Regions from separate parts of the Homo sapiens genome. Here region 2 is linked to region 1. A link is an interaction called in ENCODE POLR2A ChIA-PET data of the cell type or tissue named here. Cell type or tissue: MCF 10A. All regions are shown on one strand. Each heading gives the region's core, and the rest is flanking DNA. Links, peaks and the distances in the headings are about the cores only.

The links. Peaks named below come from ENCODE experiments on the same cell type or tissue, not always from the same donor. Only the 100,000 strongest peaks of a DNase experiment are listed, where the experiment ranks them.
Region 2: POLR2A ChIA-PET joins it to region 1 with 29 read pairs; 4 of 35 experiments call an interaction of 5 or more read pairs at or near these places.

The regions. Positions count from the first base shown.
Region 1 is chr6:47,236,496-47,246,403 of GRCh38, forward strand. All of the region lies in intron 4 of TNFRSF21 (TNF receptor superfamily member 21), which reads right to left. Among named protein-coding and RNA genes, the nearest start is that of TNFRSF21, 68 kb to the right of the region's middle. RefSeq lists enhancers at 5,966-6,095, 6,316-6,545. In MCF 10A, for the core only: a CTCF peak has its summit at 5,464 (motif pointing left); a DNase peak (open chromatin) is centred at 6,156.
Region 2 is chr6:47,163,726-47,173,633 of GRCh38, forward strand. No RefSeq gene overlaps it. Among named protein-coding and RNA genes, the nearest start is that of ADGRF1, 130 kb to the left of the region's middle. In MCF 10A, for the core only: no CTCF peak of the experiment used is centred there; DNase peaks (open chromatin) are centred at 4,686, 6,266 and 6,726.

The DNA of each region.
Region 1 (9,908 bases), core at 1,167-9,166:
AATTTTAAGGCCTGAGAAATTCTTGCAACTGATTGCAGATTGTGAAGATAACTGATTACTGCACATGTCTAATGTTCCAACAGCGTTTTTCCTCTGAACCACCACCCACACCCTGCTGCTGCTTCCAGGGCAAGTTTCAGACTTGGGAAACATGCACACCTAGCAGTCCCTTTCTGACCTACAGACAAATGTTACGTATATGCTTGTAAAATGTTAATTCCATAGGCCCTGGCGCATGCCCCTCCTCCTTGAAAATGCACATGGCCATTCACGCCAACACACTTTTTTAATTCACTCAGTTAGACTAAGAACACTTGTCTACATCCTGGTTCTCAGGGACAATACCTTGGAAGACATGGTCAGTCAATATAGTACACTGTTCTTGCTTAAAAGGAAATTTCCACCCACAAATCACATGCCAATGAGCAAAAAGTCCACTCACCTGTTTCCTAAATTCATTTGAAAACTTGAAATGTTTAATTTCCCCCCCCGATTTCACCAAAAGGTCCTATTAGTAAAACTTAAGCACATGATTTCCGACATAATTGGAAAGACAGAATGCTGAACTGATGCTCTCCTGTAATTAACAATGAGTCAGGTGAATATGAAAATGCCCCTACAAATGCTATTAGCATCACAGCAGAGCTAACAAGCATCACTAAAGCCAGAGACCATTTAAAAATCATCTTTCCAGAAAATCTACTCAGTTACTAACTATAAGTATCTCTCACTTTGTGCAACCGTAGCTGGTTGCATTTTGACTTCATCTAAAGTTGTTTTCACTTTTTCCCAAAAGAAAAAAAAATGCTCATAGAAATTTCTTTCCGTGCTTTACCATAATATATACAATATCCATCAAAGCCGGTTTGCAGTACTGCTACCGTACTAGGCATTGTGTTACTTCTGCTTTCTAATCAGAACAGTGAGTCATCGGAATATGTGAAATAAATTAATTCCTTGTTTTATTAATTCTGAAAGTTTATGGTTCAGTATTCTGAGTTTATAGCCAATGAAGAACACCTACAATAAGATTTAGATACTAAAGAGAAAACAAATACTCTAAACAAGAAAGCCATATTTCCAGAGAAGAGGATCCTCTTATAAAAACTTTGAGCATAAACTTACCAAGATACTTATAAAATAAAATAATTTATTTCCTAAGGTTCTTTGAGTTTTCCAAATTCTCTGTAAAGATATATTAGGCTGGGCACGGTGACTCACACCTATTTTTTTTTGTTCCATTTAATATTTTATACATACATCCTCCCATTTCAGTTGACCATAACCAGTTGACCTATAATACTAGCACTTTGGGAGGCCAAGGTGGGTGGGTCACTTGAGGTCAGGAGTTCAAGACAAGCCTGGGCAACATGGTGAAACCCTGTCTCCACTAAAAATACAAAAATGAGCCAGGCGTGGTGGCAGGCGCCTGTAATCCCAACTACTTGGGAGTCTGAGGCAGGAGAATCGCTTGAACCAGGGAGGTGGAGGTTGCAGTGAGCCAAGATCGTGCCACTGCCCTCCAGCCTGGACGACGGAGTGAGACTCTGTCTCAAAAAAAAAGAAAGAAAAAAAGATATATTAACTTTGACAGCTAGAAAATCAATAAATGTTGTTTTTAAAAGCAGTCACTACCGATAAGTATATTTTCCTTCTGCTACCTTGAAAATGTTGTGGCTGTAGCAGCTCTTATTTATATAGGTAGCCAAGAAACAGGGTAACAGGAAGATTATCAATGTGGCTGAGCTCCTCTCTATACTTTTGTGAAATGTTTGTGGACACGGCATTCATACATGCCCCAGCTTATTTCAATAAGGCAGATATTAAGAAAACGTGGCCTGTAAAGGCAATGTATCTGTCACTTATTTGAAGCTCCTTTGGAGAAACTTGAAAACTACAGTTCTTTTTGCCTACTGCCATGACATAATCCTAACTTGGAAGACTCATGTGAGAAATGAGGTGGGGACAGTAAATAGACCAAAATGGTAGGGGGCTCCCAAAGCAGCCCAAAAGAGAACAATTCTATTTTGTGAACTTCAAGAGCATGGCATTTCTTTCAGCCAAACAAGTTCCAAATGTCCTTCTGATTAGTTTCCATGCAAACACACTTAGTCCTTCCAGATACTTATTAGTCCAAACTGATAAGGGAAGAAAGATAAATGGTTCAACTCACTCAAGGCTGAGTCACACCTAAAGCTCTGCTGCTGACAATTTTCCTTTCCGAGCACCTCTACCACTGAGTACAAGGAACCATCCAAATGGATTAGGTAAACAGACTACTGCTTTGGGAATCTGAACATCTCTGGGCTACTGAGTTTGGTAGCAGTGTTTATGAGAATAATGATTTAACTTGTATCTGGATTGTACCACAATGAACCATGACTGTCATCATTGCCTTTCCCCATTTCCAGCTGTGTCCTTGCCAACCCTACATTCCTGCACCAAGCAGACTTCTAAAAAACTGAAGTACCCACTCTGGATGCTTAACCAAATCAAAATGGGAAACTGAGGCTGGGCGCAGTGGCTTACACCTGTAATCCCAACACTTTGGGAGGCCAAATGGGCAGATCACTGTAGGTCAGGAGTTCAAGACCAGCCTGGTCAACATAGCGAAACCCTGTCTCTACTAAAACTACAAAAATTAGCCGGGCATGGTGGCACATGCCTGTAATCCCAGCTGCTCAGGAGGCTGAGGCAGGAGGATTGCTTGAACTGGGGAGGCGGAGGTTGCAGTGAGGCGAGATCACGCCCCTGCACTCCAGCCTGGGCAACAGAGCAAGACTCCATCTCAAAAAAAAAAAAAAAAAAAAAAAAAGGAAACTGAAGCCCAAAAATAATTCTCCACTTCTAATATCAAACTGAAAAATCACTTCCCTGTTGACTGACCTTTCCTGAGATGACACACTGGTGGAGGTTGCAGTATTCCCCTAGCCCCGGGGATGGCAGAGCCATGGATGGTAAAGGAAAATCCTTCCAAATTTTATTCATGACAAGGGTGGTAGATAAATGAAATAAGATTTCGAGGCAGCAAGATCTGGCAGCATTCTTGGGTAGACTCTGAGAGCAGGAATAGGCGAGAACTCCAGCCTCAACTGCCATCTGTGTGGCATGTACTTCATGTTCCCCATAGTCAGCTCCTAAAAATCAAAGTCATGAAAATCCTGGAAAAAGCATTGCAAGAAAAGAGAGAAGACATAACACTAACTAGCTGTGTGGCACTAGGAAAACCACTTCCCTCATCAGACCTGTGGTCTCACTTCTAACCTAAATAGGTTAGACCAGGTCACTTCTGTGTTCCTTTCATTCAAATTATGTCTTATTTATTGCTTGTCTTACTGTTGCTATTTCATTCTCCTCATGCCCTAATCCCCCACTCCAATTCTCTTTCCCCTTCCAAGTTACCCCCACCTGAACTACCTGCTCAACGAAAGTTTACCACAAAGTTATTTTCAATTACTACCCAATTACAATCTCCCTGTGGTTGCACAATCTGTTTTCATAAAACTAATTAATGACTTTGATGCATCAGCGACCCCCTGAAATGAAGCATTAATTGCCCAGCCTGGATGCTCTTTGCCAGCCTGCTAAAATGGTTCCATTTAACCCCTTGGCTCCTGACACTACCCAGTTCAATACCACCAGGCCCCTTTTCCCTAATATAACTAGATATGCCTGATAGTCCCCAGCAGAAAGCTCCTTACAGTAAAGTCGCTGTTTTGATTTAATTTTCCCTCCAGACCTCATTCAACACTTAGAAAGAAGGAAGAGTTCTATGTTACATTTGTGAAAATCTCTCACTTTAATAATGGTTTTTAAAAGCCCATTTGCTAAATCTAACTGAAACTTACTGCTTTTCCATATGAGGTAACAAAAAGAGACCTGAAGAAATAAGCCATTGCCAATACTGTGCTAGGTGATTCAGCAGAAAATATCTGTGATTCGTTTGCTGCTAAGGAAGTTGTATCAGCCCCATTTTACAGATGAGGAAACTGAGGCTCTAAGAGGTAATAACTTGCCCCAAGCCATAGAACCAGGATTCAAGACCAGGTCTGTCTAGTTTCAAAGTTACCCTCTTTGCTGCCATGTCACTTCCCTGTCTGGACCCCACAGCATTTAGAGAAAATTGACAAACCCTGTAAACTGATTACAAGCGATCACATGACCACAGGGCATTGCCCGAGCCCCTCCGCTAGAGTGAAGTGGGTAGAGGTTGAGATCTGCAAGTACCTGGGACTCAATGGCAGACTTACACTCCAGCTGGATGACTGCGCTAAGATAAATATGAGAGATTCTGTGAATACCAGATACCTCAACTGTAGCCAATAACTTTGTTTTCTATTGAAAATATTTCAGATCCCAACAGACAAGTGGCTGGTTAAAAAAACAAACAAACAAATTCAATTTCTACTAAAGGTTTATCTCAAAGGAATTCTAGTCGCGAATAAATATAAAATTACAACTATTTAAGAATTATGATATTATCTCAAGCCTGTTTCCCCTGCTCTCCCAGCTGCCCACATAATCAAAATCAAATTAGATTTCAAGACCTTCTATAGGCCTATACAGGCATATAAGATGGGCTCTGGGAGGAAAAAAAGGCATATTTTCTTTGCCAGAAAAGTATTTCTTGATATCTGAATCTATGTGGTCTTTAGAGAAGAGGAATTCAGATAATAAGAAATGCTTTCTTATTCAAATCTATGTGGTTCCAGGATTTCAGATATAAATAAGGGTTCATATAATGAGGTTACCAGCCTCATCACAAAACAATTTATCTGAATCTATTCAATTCCTAAGTTCGGACACTGTAAAATACTTGTATATAATGATTTCTCCCTTAAAAAATAAAAACAAATACATCACCCTAAAAAAAAAGTTTCAGATGATGAGAGACAATGATTTTAAAATTATTCTTCTGAGTGTGAATTCTTGTTCAATTCAATCCAGAGTAAGGGGTCTTGGCAAGCAGAACCCAAATGTACCCAATTTTTTTTTTGCAAACAAAAATCTTAAGAGGCAAATGGAAAAATGCTGATTTCTAAATGCTTGAAAGAAGGATTATCAGTTATAAGAAATTTAGAGAAAGTCTTCGAAATGGGAATATGGACTGGAAACGTATACATACATAGATAAAGCAAATATGCCAAAATGTGAATAACAATTGAATCTAGATGGTAGATTTATTATTTGTTGTAATGTGCTTCCAAATTTTCTTTGCTTCGTAAGTCTTCTCTTAAAACATTATTTTAAAAAATTAAAGAGAAGGGCCAAGAGTCAAGTAACTTTAAGAGAAAAATTCCCCAAACTTTTCCTGGGCTTCTAATTGTTGAGTTAAAACCTCTTGTTTTCTTTCCTTCTTTCTTCTTCTCCTGCACAGCCCAGACTTTAGTACATGAAGCAAGGAGGTGCTTCCATTGCATAAGTAGGGAACAGCACCAACACTTAAATCTAAATTGTCAATTGCCAAGTGGACAGCGAGGGCCATCTGCTGTCTAGAGCTCCCTGGGATCACTGGATGTCATGGGATGGAAGAAAGAACAGGAGCACAACACCAAGATGTTCTGCTCAGCTTCCTTGGGAACCCCCAAGCCAGACCACAGAGATGGCATAGGTGAGTGAACCTTAAGCTGGGAGCCAATGCAGAGCCTGCAGAACAAACTCACCCACCATCAGGGGAATCTCAGGATTAACCTGGCCAAAAAAATGCCAAAACCACTGGGGAATTATTTTAAAAAACACTCCCACTCACCCCAGATCTGTTCAAGCACAGAATAATGAAAAGGTTTTGTTTCAACTGCAACCTTACTTAAGGCCTATGAAGTTAGACTAGGTTAGCTGGTCACGGTGGGTTTCTCGCTTAAATACCCCAAACTCAAATCAAGGTAGTTGGCTATAATTTTCTGTATATACCTCGTCTTAGAATTCTCATCATTTCTAAGAGTTAATTTCAAAATTGAGCCCCAAAGTCTATAAATCCACCCCCATTTAAGTCAAAGTGTCAATAGCCAATCCTTGCCCTAAGCAAGAGAGCTGTGCCTTTCCTGTATGTACAGGAGAAAAGCCACAACAAATAGTGCTGCACAAAGCTGCCAAAGCTGGTAAGAACCAGCTGGCTCCGGAGGGAGGGAAAAGGGGGGGCAGCCCCGCCCCGCTACCGGCACGGGTGTCTGCAGGCTGTCCAGGCTGCTGACATCAACGGTAGTGGTGTTGCAGCCCTGAGCTGACTCACTGATTAGCTTTCTCAAAAAGAGGAAGTGAGGACAGTGAATAAGTGGGTTCTCTTGGTTCAGAGCTGGAGCCCACTCACGTTTGAAAATATTGCCAAGACTTTTAAGAGCTCAGCACCATCGGAACATGAGGAGATCATGCTCCATTGGAAATTCCTTAGGTTTCCCTAAACTTCTATTGGAAAATCTTTCCCACAAAAAAGCCTTTCGATAATTCTATCCATGAGAAAAAGTTTCGCAAACCTTTTTAAAGCTTGCCATAAGACACTGTGGAGGATGGAAAGTAATTTCGTAGGAAACTCAAGACCTTGAAGTAAGAAGGCTTAAGTTCATCTTTATGACTCGGGCTTTTTGAACTCATCAAATCTGATTAAATTAGCATTGCATAATAAGTCCATTAATTAGATTCATGCCATTAGAATTACAATGCATATGGTCTACAAGTCTAAGTTAACCTTTGACCTTAACCTCTGACTTCCAAGTCTCGGCAACTCAGTTTCCCTCCGTGGTGGTAACTACTGTTACCAAGTCACAATATACTCTTCCAGAGATAGAGACAGTCTATACTTATACCAATAAATAAGTATATATGTTCTCCACCCCCCTTATTTTTTAAAACAATTTTTAACATCTATGTATATACTGTGTGTGTGTGTATATATATGTATATATTTTTGCAATATGGTGGCACAATGTACATACTGTTGTTTTTTTGGTTTTGTTTTTTTCGTGTCTCCCAGGCTGGAGTGCAGTGGTGCAATCTCGGCTCACTGCAGCCTCCATATCCTGTATTCAATTGATTTTCGTGCCTTAGCCTCCTGACTAGCTGGGATTACAGGCATGCACCACCAGGCCCAGATGATTTTTGTAGTTTTAGTAGAGATGGGGTTTCACCATGTTGGCCAGGCTGTTCTCAAACTCCTAACTTCAAGTGATCTGCCCACCTTGGCCTCCCAAAGTGCTGAGATTATAGGTGTGAGCCACTGTGCCCCATCCTACATACTATTCTTCACCTGGCCTTTTTTCGTTTAACCCTTCTTGAGGTTAGCACATGAAGAGCTGACTCACTTCTTCTGACAAGTGCATGCTGTTCCATTGTACAGATGTTCAATAACTTAGATAACCAGTCCTCTAGTGAAGGGCATTTGTAGATCTCCTCACTCTTTTGCTATTACACATGACACTACAATGAATATATGTGTACTTGCATCATTCTGAATGCATGTGAACATGTGTAAGATATCTTCCTAGATGTGGAATTATAGGTCTCCATGCCAGCCTGAGAGGTTAAAAATCTGCATGTTTAAAAAGTCTTCAGGCTGGGCGCGGTGGCTCACACCTGTAATCCCAGCACTTCGGGAGGCCGAGGCGGGCGGATCACAAGGTCAGGAGATAGAGACCATCCTGGCTAACACGGTGAAACCCCATCTCTACTAAAAAATACAAAAAAAATTAGCCAGGCGTGGTGGCGGGGACCTGTATTCCCAGCTACTCGGGAGGCAGAGGCAGGAGAATGGCGTGAACCCGGGAGGGGGAGCTTGCAGTGACCCGAGATGGCGCCACTGCACGCCAGCCTGGGCGACACAGCAAGACTCCGTCTCAAAAAAAAAAAAAAAAAAAAGGCTTCAGTATTTCCTTCTCTGTGAACTGTCTTGTTCACAAGACTGCACATTTTTTTTCTTAATTTGTAAAAACTCCTTATTTTTCAAGAAACTGAACCCTATGTTTCAAACAATTTCAACCTGTGATTATTTTGTCTTTTGATTTGTATACGGTGTTTTCTGGCTTGTGTATTTATTGTTAAGTAGTTGCATTGTTCTTGTACGGCTTCTGTGCTTTATGTTATTCTCTACTGTTGTGATTATAAAAACAAAACATTTCCCCCAAGTTTTTTTTCTAGTACTTTTTTGGTGATAAGTCATTTTAGTTGTTGGGCATTTAATTTCAGCCTGTCCTGTGAAAGTCCAACTGTAGATCGATCAAAGTTTCCTCTGTGGCAATTGTTTATTAAAAAACCAGGAATGACATTAGTCTCTCCCAAGGAAATGGTGAAAAATAAGTGATGAAAACCTCGAAATTAACTGATATAAAATAAAACCTACTGCTGACCATGATGCAATTCCTCATCAGCAAGTGTACCTGTTATTGACACTTGGGTTATAACAGAATAAGGGACACTTTCACAAACACAGAGTGGAGAAGCTAGGCCAAAGCTGGAAGCTATTCAACTTTATCCAAATCGGTGTTTTGCCTTTAAAAAGAAAAAGTGAAAATGTGCTCTCCTGCACTGGTAATTGATGGAGAAAATAAGCTTCTTTTCACAGTATTGATTCTGATTTCCTCCCAATGCACTTTTTGAGAAAGCCAGGAAGGGTGTAGATTAAAGGGGTGGGAAATGTCATCCACTAACAGACCCAGCCTTTTCTGAATGGTGAGACACTCTGTCTCAGAAAAAAATTAAAGCCCACTTCCATCCCTCTGTATAGCAGCTTCACAGAATATATTCTCAAGTCTGGCTCACATATCTATCCCTCCTATAAAACTGTCAGCATCCTAAGGGATGATTCTGCTTTGTGTTTTGTTTTGTTTCATTTAGTATCTCAGTGCCTGGTACAGGGCTCAATACATAATGGGTGCTCTGATAATCTATTAAATAAATTGTCTGTGTTGAATTATCTCAACCTTAAAGGCAATACTAAGAAGAAGTGTGTGTGTGTGTGTGTGTGTGTGTGTGTTTGTGTGTGTGTGTGTGTGTGTTGGGCAGGGAGTGTATATTAATATAAAGACCCCAAGAATCTGTTTCCTAGACTTTTCTCCTTACGATCTGCATACAGCAAGCTCAACTACTATATTTATTAAAATTCTATGATGCATATTTTTTTCACATTTTAACATCTCTGAAATAGAGGTGTCTCTTACAATTATAATTAACAGTATTTTCTTTCTCAGTAATACATAATGACAATGGTATATCTTACAATTGACATGGGATTCAATGAAATATAGTAATATATCTGTATTAGTCAGTTTTCATACTGCTATAAAGAAATACCTGAAGTTGGATAATTTATAAAGAAATGAGGTTTCATATGCTCACGGTTCTGCAAGCTGTATAGGAAGCATGACTGGGGAGGCTTCAGGAAACTTATAATCATGGCAGAAGGCAAAGGGGAAGCAGGCATGTCTTACATGGTCAGAGCAGTGGTGATAGGGGGAGGTGCCACATGCTTTCACACAATCAGATCTCGTGAGAACTCTATTGCAAGAACAGTGCCAAAGCAGGAAATCTGCCCACATGATCCAGTCACCTCCCACCAGGCCCCACCTCCAACATTGGGAATTACAATTCAACATGAGGTTTGGGCAGGGACACAGACCCAAACCATATCACTATCTTAATGAGAATATACCCACCTATACTTCTCAGGACCATGAAGCTTGCTAAATAAACCAGCTATAGAGCACCCAGACAGTGTTTGGGACACAACAGATATTTAGCAAATGCTGATTTCAACTTAATGTGCATTTACTGAAAACATAATGCATTTGCTGTCAAGTCAAAAAAAGGACAATGTAGAATTCAAATTCCAACACAGAAAATAGTTGCTAAGATTTACTGAGCCCCCTGCTCTATGTCAAGTGCAGGACTGGGCATTTACACTCACCTCTATTTCTCAGCAA
Region 2 (9,908 bases), core at 1,266-9,265, 73 kb before region 1:
CTAATTTAACCAGCTCATTTTACAGGTAGGGAAACTCAGATCATAGAAATGAATAGACTTGCCCAAGGTCAGAGAGCTGTCAGCTGGATGGAAAATCCTTTCCAACCAAGGTGTTTTCTTTCTACTTCCTGTACTATAAGGTGGTAGGGGCGGGGGGAGTAGGAAATAAGCTAAATGGCTAAAAATAGGAAGGAAGTAAGGAAAACATTTGGTTTATGTCAAGCAGTTTATCATAACATGAAAAAATGCTTGCTATCTTAAGGGTTAAAAATAATGTGGAAATGTAGTGTAATAAGATAAGAATAAAACTAAATTAACCAAAGGTTAATTCTGGTCCCTTGGCCAAAAACTGTTATTATTTTAGCTTGGTTTTTAACCATGGTTGGAGGTTTTCTCTGGTGCAAAGAATTATAGGTATTTTTACCCTTATATTCTTCTGTATTTCCATTATAATCACATATTTCTTTCAGAATGATTAAAATATATATGGTTTACCATTTGACTTAGCCTATTGGTCCCCATCAAATTAACCAGAAAAAAAAAAACAGTAAATTAGATAATCCATCATCCCATTTTATGATATTCAGGACTTGGCAAATTTCTTTCAGTTGCTATTCTTAGCAGAGAATCCATTTTAACCTTCTGCTTCACACAGAGTCTCAGACACCCTCTTTACTCTCCATTTCCAAAGTACTAATACAGAGTGAGCTAGAGGATAGAGCAAACCCCCTATGGGATCTAAACATTGTCCTACCATAATAAAAAGCAGATCTTCCCACCACTTCTAGATGCAGATAAAAATTCTCCCTTCTCAGCTTCTATCTGCCCTCAACCAGGTGAAGATAAACAGAGGCCAGTCATAAATGAAGTTGCTAAATCTCCCAACTTAGTCTCTGAACCTCAGTACCAGCCAAGATGCCTTCTCCATTCTCTTTAACCTTCACCCAACCCCACCCTCTGTTCTAGGACAACAGGTGATCACCTAAGTTTTCAGAAATATTGCTTTTTAAAATAATTTTGAATGTCATCTACTGTTTTTATTTTTATTAACATAGCTAGAAACTTTGGAATATACAGAAAAGCAGAAGGAAGAAACTAAAAGTCATTCAAAATTTCACCATCCCAAAATGATCTCTTTTAGTGTTTTTTGCATATTTCCTGGCAGTCCTTCTATTATTTTTTGCACACACATAATATAGAAAACTGAGATCATATCATACATACTATTCATATACATTGTAAATTTTCCAGATCATTAAATATTATTCCATAGCACATTTAATGCCTGAATAATAATCATTTGGAAGTACAGTAATTTATCAAACCAATCTTTTAGGGTTGCACAATCAGGCTGTATTCCATTTTTCAACATGCCATACCACACTGCTGTCAACATCCTTGAACAGAAATCTTCACTCATATCAATGTTTTCCCTGATTTGCTATCAAAGTCAATATTTAATATGTTTAATTCCCCTGTCCCCCAGGTGTGGAAAAATGTACCCATTTTGTCTACAGAAATTCTACCTCTGATTAGGAAGTTTCTACCTACTTAGATGTGTCTATATAATGTATATCATGTATTAAGAAATATAGAATTAATGCTTATTACTTACAGTAGTTATGATCTATAATGTTGCCATGAAGACTGAATTAGTGAATACTGACCCATTGCTCCTAGGGGAAATACAAGATTATGTTCCCGCAAGCCTATGATCACAACGTTTTCATCACTCAATCAATGCATAACCTTGTATTATGTTTTTCTGTTTCAAACACTGTATTTAAAATATAATACTGATTCATTAACATTGAACTCAATCACCAACGGCACTATAATTCAGGCCTGGATAAAGCTTATCTGGCCAGGCACATTGTAATCCCAGCACTTTGGGAGGCCGAGGCGGGCAGATCACCAGGTCAGGAGATCAAGACCATCCTGGCTAACACGGTGAAACCCCGTCTCTACTAAAAATACAAAAAAAAAAAAAAATTAGCTGGGTGTGGTGGCAGATGCCTATAGTCCCAACTACTAGGGAGGCTGAGGCAGGAGAATGGTGTGAACCCAGGAGGTGGAACTTGCAGTGAGCCGAGATGGCACCACTGCACTCCAGCTTGGGTGACAGAGTGAAACTCCGTCTCAAAAAAAAAAGCTTATCTAACGTATGTCTTTTATGTCTTTTCTCCATAAGACACATTGCAGCCTTCCTGTTCTTTAGGAAATCAAACAGAACTTCAGCAGTATGCAGTGAGGCCATTTTAAACAGTGAAATCACCAACATAAAGCACAAATATTTGAAAACATGGCCTTAAATAGACCACAAAAAGGAAACTTGTTAACAGTAGAAGAACTGAAACAAGAAGGCACAGCATCACCCTGTTTGACCCCAGCTGGGAACACATCTATCAGATGACTCAAATGTTTTCTTGCTCTGTGCATGTCTGCAAATGACCATGAAAGCCACCTATACTGATTTTGGGGTTACAAAATCTGTCATATGAGGACCTAATGCCTAGAGTCATTGATGCCATGTTGTGTTTAAGAGGAGGCAATGAAGAAAATTGCAAAGATGCCAAGCTTGTATTCCGATATCAATGAGTTGTTTCATGTAATTTGGTACCAACTAGCTCCAGGCTTCATGTTAGATGAGATAATTAAATGTTCATTTATGGCTAAAGCAACTGCTGGTTGTGGTTTCTGTGACTTGCAACCCAAAGATATTCCTAATCAATGCCATTGGCTGACATCATCATGTTATTAGTAGAGTTGGGCTTGAATGTAAATCTATTTGGCTCCAAAGTCCCTCTTTCTTTTTTCCTTAATTTTTTATTATTTGAGAAAGGGTCTCACTCTGTTGCCCAGGCTGGAGTGCAGTGGCACAATCTTGGCTTACTGCAAATTCCATCCCCTGTCTCAAGAAACCCTCCCATCTCACCTTCCTGAGTAGCTGGGACTACAGGTACCCTTTTTTTTTTTTTAAGTAGAAACAAAATTTCACCATGTTTTCTAGGTTGGACTCAAACTCCTGAGCTCAAGCAATCCGCCCGCCTAGCTTCTCAAAGTGCTGAGATTATAGGCATGAGCCACCCCACTCAGCCACCCCAAAGTCCCTCTTTCTATTATATTGTGCTACCTTCCTTCCTCTTTAAACAGTCAGTGATCAATTCCCTTAAAATACTTTTAAGTTTTTTAAGGGGAGAGTCCAGGTCCTGTGTAATACCACCTTGTTTCTATAAGACCATTAAGATCATTTTTAATTTTTCTCTGGTCTTCCGGACTACTAAGCATATTACCTTATTTAGTACCATTATCAAATTTAGTTAATGCCATTTTTACTTTTCTCCACTTATTCATAATGATAGAGAACAGAATTGTCTCCAAGTCAACCTCAAAGAAATACCATTTGAGTTTGAACTTCCCTTCTCCCCATCCTTGCACCCCCAGCATGCCTCCCTCTGAGCTGTCTGTGCATCTGGCTAGCCCTAATACTAGTGATTCTTGCCACCCACTCTGCTGCAGCTGGCAAGGACCAGAGGGCCTGGATGCTCTCTTTTTGCTTCACGAACCTCTAAAGAGTACTCAGGCTGGAAACTGCTCCATCTATTCTACTAGTTGGCTTAATTTTACCAATCACCTAAAAAATCACATAGCAAGTTAAGAAGTTTTGCTGCTTATACAACCTGAATTCCTACAGTAAAAAGAATAAGGCTAGTACTAACTGCAGTAAGCTTTTAATATCCCATACAATATATCATCCTTCCTTAGGAAAGACTTGACTGCTAAGCAACATGATTATGATGTTATCACTTTCAGAAAAATTGGGGTAGAGAAGGCCCTCCAAAATGGTGTTTCATTCCAAATCAATAGGTTTCTTGATCCCAAACCACAGAAATGGACCTTGATAAACTTAAGCAAAAAAAGAAGTTCAGTAATAAGTCCTGGATAGCTCACAGAATAAAATATAGTATTGAACACTCAGAAGGATGGGAAGGGAACAGCTTTGGGAATCTTGGTAACTGGGACTAATCCATAGGCCCTGCTGGTCACTACCATTGGAATGACACAAAGCCACAAAGATCATTCATTCTAAGCAGATCACATGGAATAGGGAAAGAAGAGTTTCCCCAAGAAAAGTGGGACTCTTTTCAAAAGATAGAGGGAGGAATACTCAGTGCACTAGTGTGCGTGAGTGTGCACGTATGTGTGTTGTGAATGAAGAGAGGAAAAATCCATTGACTGAAACTCTTTATGTTGCAGGCCAAAAGGAATCACAGGAGCAGAATTTGCATCTAAATGAAGGCAACAAGGAGACCATAGAAAGGTGTTACTTCCCAGACTTTACCAGCTACTAGCTGTCATGAAACATCTAAAAAACTGTTTTGAAAGTTAGGAAGTTTTGTCATTTGGAGAGTGCTAGATGTCCTGGAGAATGGGAGATGAGGTTACATAAAACTGAAATGTGCCTAGAATACTGACTACAATCAGCTTGAAATTTCCCCAAGGAAGCCCATGAGCTGTAAGCGTCTACAGATCTGGTACTGACATGCACAATTTGGCCATGCCCAGCCTGGCAGGCATCAGGGCAGCCTCAGAACCTACTCCCTAGTACCCTCTGATGACTACCTCCAGCAAAATGCACTTGACTCACCGTCTTCTGCACTGGGGAGCTCAAATTATCTCTGTGGGGGAGGTGGAGGCCTTGCCAGACTATCCACATTGCTTAACTTCTTAGTCAGTGCTGGAGAGGTTTTATGTTACAAAGGGTAATGAAACTTAGCCTGAGGGCCCAGAATGGTACTACAGTGTACATTTTGTCATTGGGTAGCTTCTTTAGCTTTGTATAATCAGAATTTTCCCCTTTCCTTTATGTAACTGTTTAAAGCAGAAATCAGAGTCCCTGGCTCCTAAGTTAATGGCAAGGAGGGGAAATGGAGGCAGTGAGGAACACTACCTGTGGCAGTAGTCATTGTCGTCACTTCCTGCCCCTGTCACCAACATTTCTGCAAGTGGCACAACCATCTGTCCATTCAAGACTGGCTATATCATTTGTACAAACCAGCGCAACATGAAAATGTGGCACTTCTTATTCAAAACTTATCATGAATTTCAAGACTGCAACAGCAGAGCGTAAAACCAACTGTGGACCACCCTGAGTTCAAGACCTAAGTAAATGCTTAGGTTGCATTCCCATGAAGCCAGCCCTGTGGCCATTACTCCCAGCCCACTCTTAAATTTCCAGCATTTAAACTATTTATGGAGCCTAAGAGTTATTCTTTTCTCTCTTCCCGATCTCTCCCAGGGCTGTGTCTATTCACAAGTTTCATATGGAGGTATCAAAGTAAAGAGAATGTAGTAGAGAGAAGAAAATACTTCTGTTAGTCAGGGTTCTCCAGAGAAACAGAACCAACAGGATGTACATGTATAAAGAGTTATACTATAAGTCATTGGTTCATATGGGTATGGAGACTGAGAACTCCCACAATCTACAGTCAACAAGTTGTAAACCCAGGAGAGCCAATGGTATTATTTTGGCTCAAGTCTAAAGGCTTGAGAACCAAGAGAGCTAGTGGTACAAATTCCAGTCCAAGTCCTAGTCCAATAACTGTGTCTAGACTGAAGGCAAGAGAAGATCAATGTCCCAGCTCAAAGACAGGCAAGGAGAGCAAAGTCTTCCTTACTCCATCTTTTTGTTCTATTCAAGCCTCCAATGGGTGGGATGAGGTCCACCCATCCTGGGGAAGGCAATCTGCTTCCCTCAGTCTACTGATTCAAATGTTACCCTCATCCAGAAACACCCTCACAGACACACATCCAGAATAACATTTAATTAAGTACCTGGGCATCCCCTTACCCAGTCACGTTGATACATAATACTAACCATCAGAATGCTTTTCTCTCTTTCCTCTGCCCATCACTAGAATTCCCATGGTCGTTTTATTCCCTCCAATAGAAGATGAAAACTAGGCCTGGCTTTCAAGATAACAAAGAAGCCTAGGAATAAAATCTGCCTATGCACACTTGCCTCCAGCCTGTCCTCCTTACTCGGAAGTTGGCAGGTTGATTCATGGTCTATACTCCACTAGAAACTTCCTTCTATTCTGTGCTGGGCATCAACCCCTCATGATTCAGAGTTGTGTTTTCTTGGCTTCCCTGAGCCTAACTACTTGGTACAGCTAATCCAGCAGAAAATCTCAGTAGACCATTCTACACTTCTTCACACCCATTGCGTAACTATTTCCATAGAAACTTCCTGATAACAAAACTAAACTATTTTTTCTTTTTTTGGTCATTTCATCCATTTGTGATACTGGGGCTAGAGCTAACAAGTCAAACAGGAGGAGCCATGATAGGTCACTGGAGACATTTGGGAGCACACAGGGAGTCAGGACTTGCCTGTACTTGCTAGAGGGGTAGGGTTGCTTCCACTAAGATATCTTGGCTGCATCTGCTTGGTGGGGAGGAAAGAGTTTGGTTTTGGAGTAACCCCTGCCTAAATCATTGCTAACTCACTCTGTGGCTTTGGACACTTTCCTTAGTACTTCTATCTGGGCCTCAGTTTCATCATCTGCAAAATAGGGAGGCTGGTATCTATGCTCTGAAATTGCTTTGAAGATCATAGATAAATGTGTGAAACACCTGGCATGTAATAGAGCCTAAGGAAATAGTTACAGTCCATCTCCTTGTTCTACAACTAGATCTTGCTGATTCATTCTAAAGAACAGGAGAGAAATGAGATGAGCACATACCCTCAGGGAGGCATTGAACAGACCAGATGTGTCTTCCACCTTCAAAAGAGAATGCATGGGCTTAGTTAGCCTCTTGCTTTCTTTTCCCCAAATTACTTCCTCCTGGTTTCCTGCAGCTCATACCACTCTGGGCAATCACTGAACCTTACTGACAGTGTGCTCTCGTCCCTCACTCCTTCCAGGGCAAACATGTCAACACTTTGTGCTCAGAAACAGAGTTTGGGGGCGCTACTGACATGGCCAAATTTCACAAAGAAGCACTTGGCTTTGGTTCACGTTTGGCAATCAGAGAGTAGCTGGGGATGTTTAGCTGAGATATATGATTCAGGCAAAAAAAAAAAAAAAAAAAATCCCCTTTCCCCTTTCTCCATTTGCAGAACACCATCCACAATTGCTTAATAATTATATGCATGGGCCAATATCATTCTGCCCCAGACCTCCATACTGGAGGTCACAAGTCTTGGGGGCAACTAAGATTTATTTCCCATACCCCATATATAAAGGTTAAGAAGGCAATCCCTCTGGGTTCAAAGGCTCCTCTGGGGTCACTTGAGGTGTCCATCTGGCTATATTTAATAAGAAAATAAAACTTGCCTCCTTTCTGTTACCAGGCCCAAGACTGTGTCCTACTGACGCTTCCCTGGCTTCCCTTACTCAATCCTTCAGGCCTCGTGCTCTGCAGTGGTCGGCCTGCATGGCTCCCCACTGCATTTCAACCTCAGGCTGACCAAGGACCTCCTGTGCAGGGTGCATCTGCAGCAGAGTTGGCAGAAGCTTTCTGTAAAGGGCCACATAATTAATATTTTAGGCTTTATGACCCAAGAGGCAAGGCCAAAGATACCATTTGTGTATTAACATAACACTTTAGGCTGGGCATGGTGGTTCACAGCTGCAATCCCAGTACTTTGGGAGTCCAAGGCAGGCAGATCACTTGAGGTCAAGAGTTCAAGACCAGCCTGGCCACCATGGTGAAAACCCATCTCTACTAAAAATACAAAATCAGCCAGGCATGGTGGCAAGCACCTGTAATCCCAGCTACTCGGGGGGCTGAGGCAGGAGAATCGCTTGAACCAGGGAGGTAGAGGTTGCAGTGAGCCAAGATTGCACCACTACACTCCAGCCTGGGCAATAAGAGTGAAACGTCATCTCAAAAATAAATAAATAATAATATAACACTTTAAAATGTATTTTTGGCCCGGCGTGGTGGCTCACACCTGTAATCTCAGCACACTGGGAGGCCGGAGCAAGTGGATTGCTTGAGCTCAGGAGTTTGAGACCAACCTGGGCAACGTGGTGAAACCCTATCTCTACTAAAAATACATAAATTAGCCAGGCATGGTGATGCACACCTGTAGTCCCAGCTACTCGGGAGGCTAAGGTAAAAGGATTGCTTGAGCCCAGGAGGTCAAGGCTGCAATGAGCCAAGATTGTGCCACTGCACTCCAGCCTGAGAAACAGAGTGAGACCCCGTCTTAGAAAAAAAAAAAAAAGGGATTTTGTTTCTATTTTTAATGATTTTTAATTTTTATTTGCAGAGGTTCTATTTGGCTGTTCATTTTCAGTAGTCTCTTATTTTTTGCTCATCCATTTGATAGCATCTCTTCTGTGTTAAGCATATCTAACATGCTTAAATTTATTTCATAATTAATAATCAAGTATTTAAAGTGTTTGTCAGCCTACATCTGCTGTTTGTTGTATTTTGCTACTTCTTTTTCATGGTACCTTGTTTTCCCGAGTGTATTATGATTCTTTCCTTCAATTGCGAGCTGCAGTTCAATAGAATTTTATATCTGGAAATCTTTTATTTTTTATTTTTGTGAGTACCTAGTAAGTGTATATATTTATGGGGTACATGAGATATTTTGATATAGGCATATAATGATGTGTAATAATCACATCAGTGAAAATAGGGTCTCTATCCTCTCAAGCATTTATCTTTTGTGTTACAAACAATGCAGTTACACTCTTTTAGTTATTTTTAAATGTACAGTTAAATTGTTATTGACTATAGTCACCCTATTGTGGTATCAAATACCAGATATTATTCATTATGTCTAAGATGTGGGAATCTCTGAGGCCTGTGATAACAGTGGTTCCTTCAGTGAGGATTTGTGCTTGTTTCTAGACTTGAGAGTACTCCCAACTCTGAGCCACATTAAAACACATTTTCATCTAGGATTTTTCAAACTGTACTTATATTATAAATTTGGTTACAAGCCTGCATAAAGCTAATCTATAGTTATACATTCTCAGATGTTTCCCTACCATCAGAGTGAACAGGCAACCTACAGAATGGGAGAAAATTTTTGCACTCTACCCATCTGACAAAGGGCTAATATCCAGAATCTACAAAGAACTTAAACAAATTTACAAGAAAAAATCAAACAACCACAAAAAGTGGGCAAAGGATATGAAAAGACACTTCTCAAAGGAAGACATTTATGCAGCCAAAAGACACATGAAAAAATGCTCATCATCACTGGTCATCAAAGAAATGCAAATCAAAACCACAATGAGATACCATCTCACACCATTTAGAATGGCGATCATTAAAAAGTCAGGAAACAACAGGTGCTGGAGAGGATGTGGAGAAATAGGAAAGCTTTTACACTGTTGGTGGGACTGTAAACTAGTTCAACCATTGTGGAAGACAGTGTGGCGATTCCTCAAGGATCTAGAACTAGAAATACCATTTGACCCAGCAATCCCATTACTGGGTATATACCCAAAGGATTATAAATCATGCTACTATAAAGACACATGCACACATACGTTTATTGCGGCACTATTCACAAGAGCAAAGAATTGGAACCAAGCCAAATGTCCATCAATGATAGACTGGATTAAGAAAATGTGGCACATATACACCATGGAATACTATGCAGCCATAAAAAAGGATGAGTTCATGTCCTTTGCAGGGACATGGATCAAGCTGGAAACCATCATTCTCAGCAAACTATCACAAGGACAGAAAACCAAACACCGCATGTTCTCATTCATAGGTGGGAATTGAACAATGAGAACACTTGGACACAGTGTGGGGAACATCACACACTAGGGCCTGTTGTGGGATGGGGGAGGGGGGAGGGATATCATTAGGAGAAATACCTAATGTAAATGACAAGTTAATGGGTGCAGCAAACCAACACGGCACATGTATAC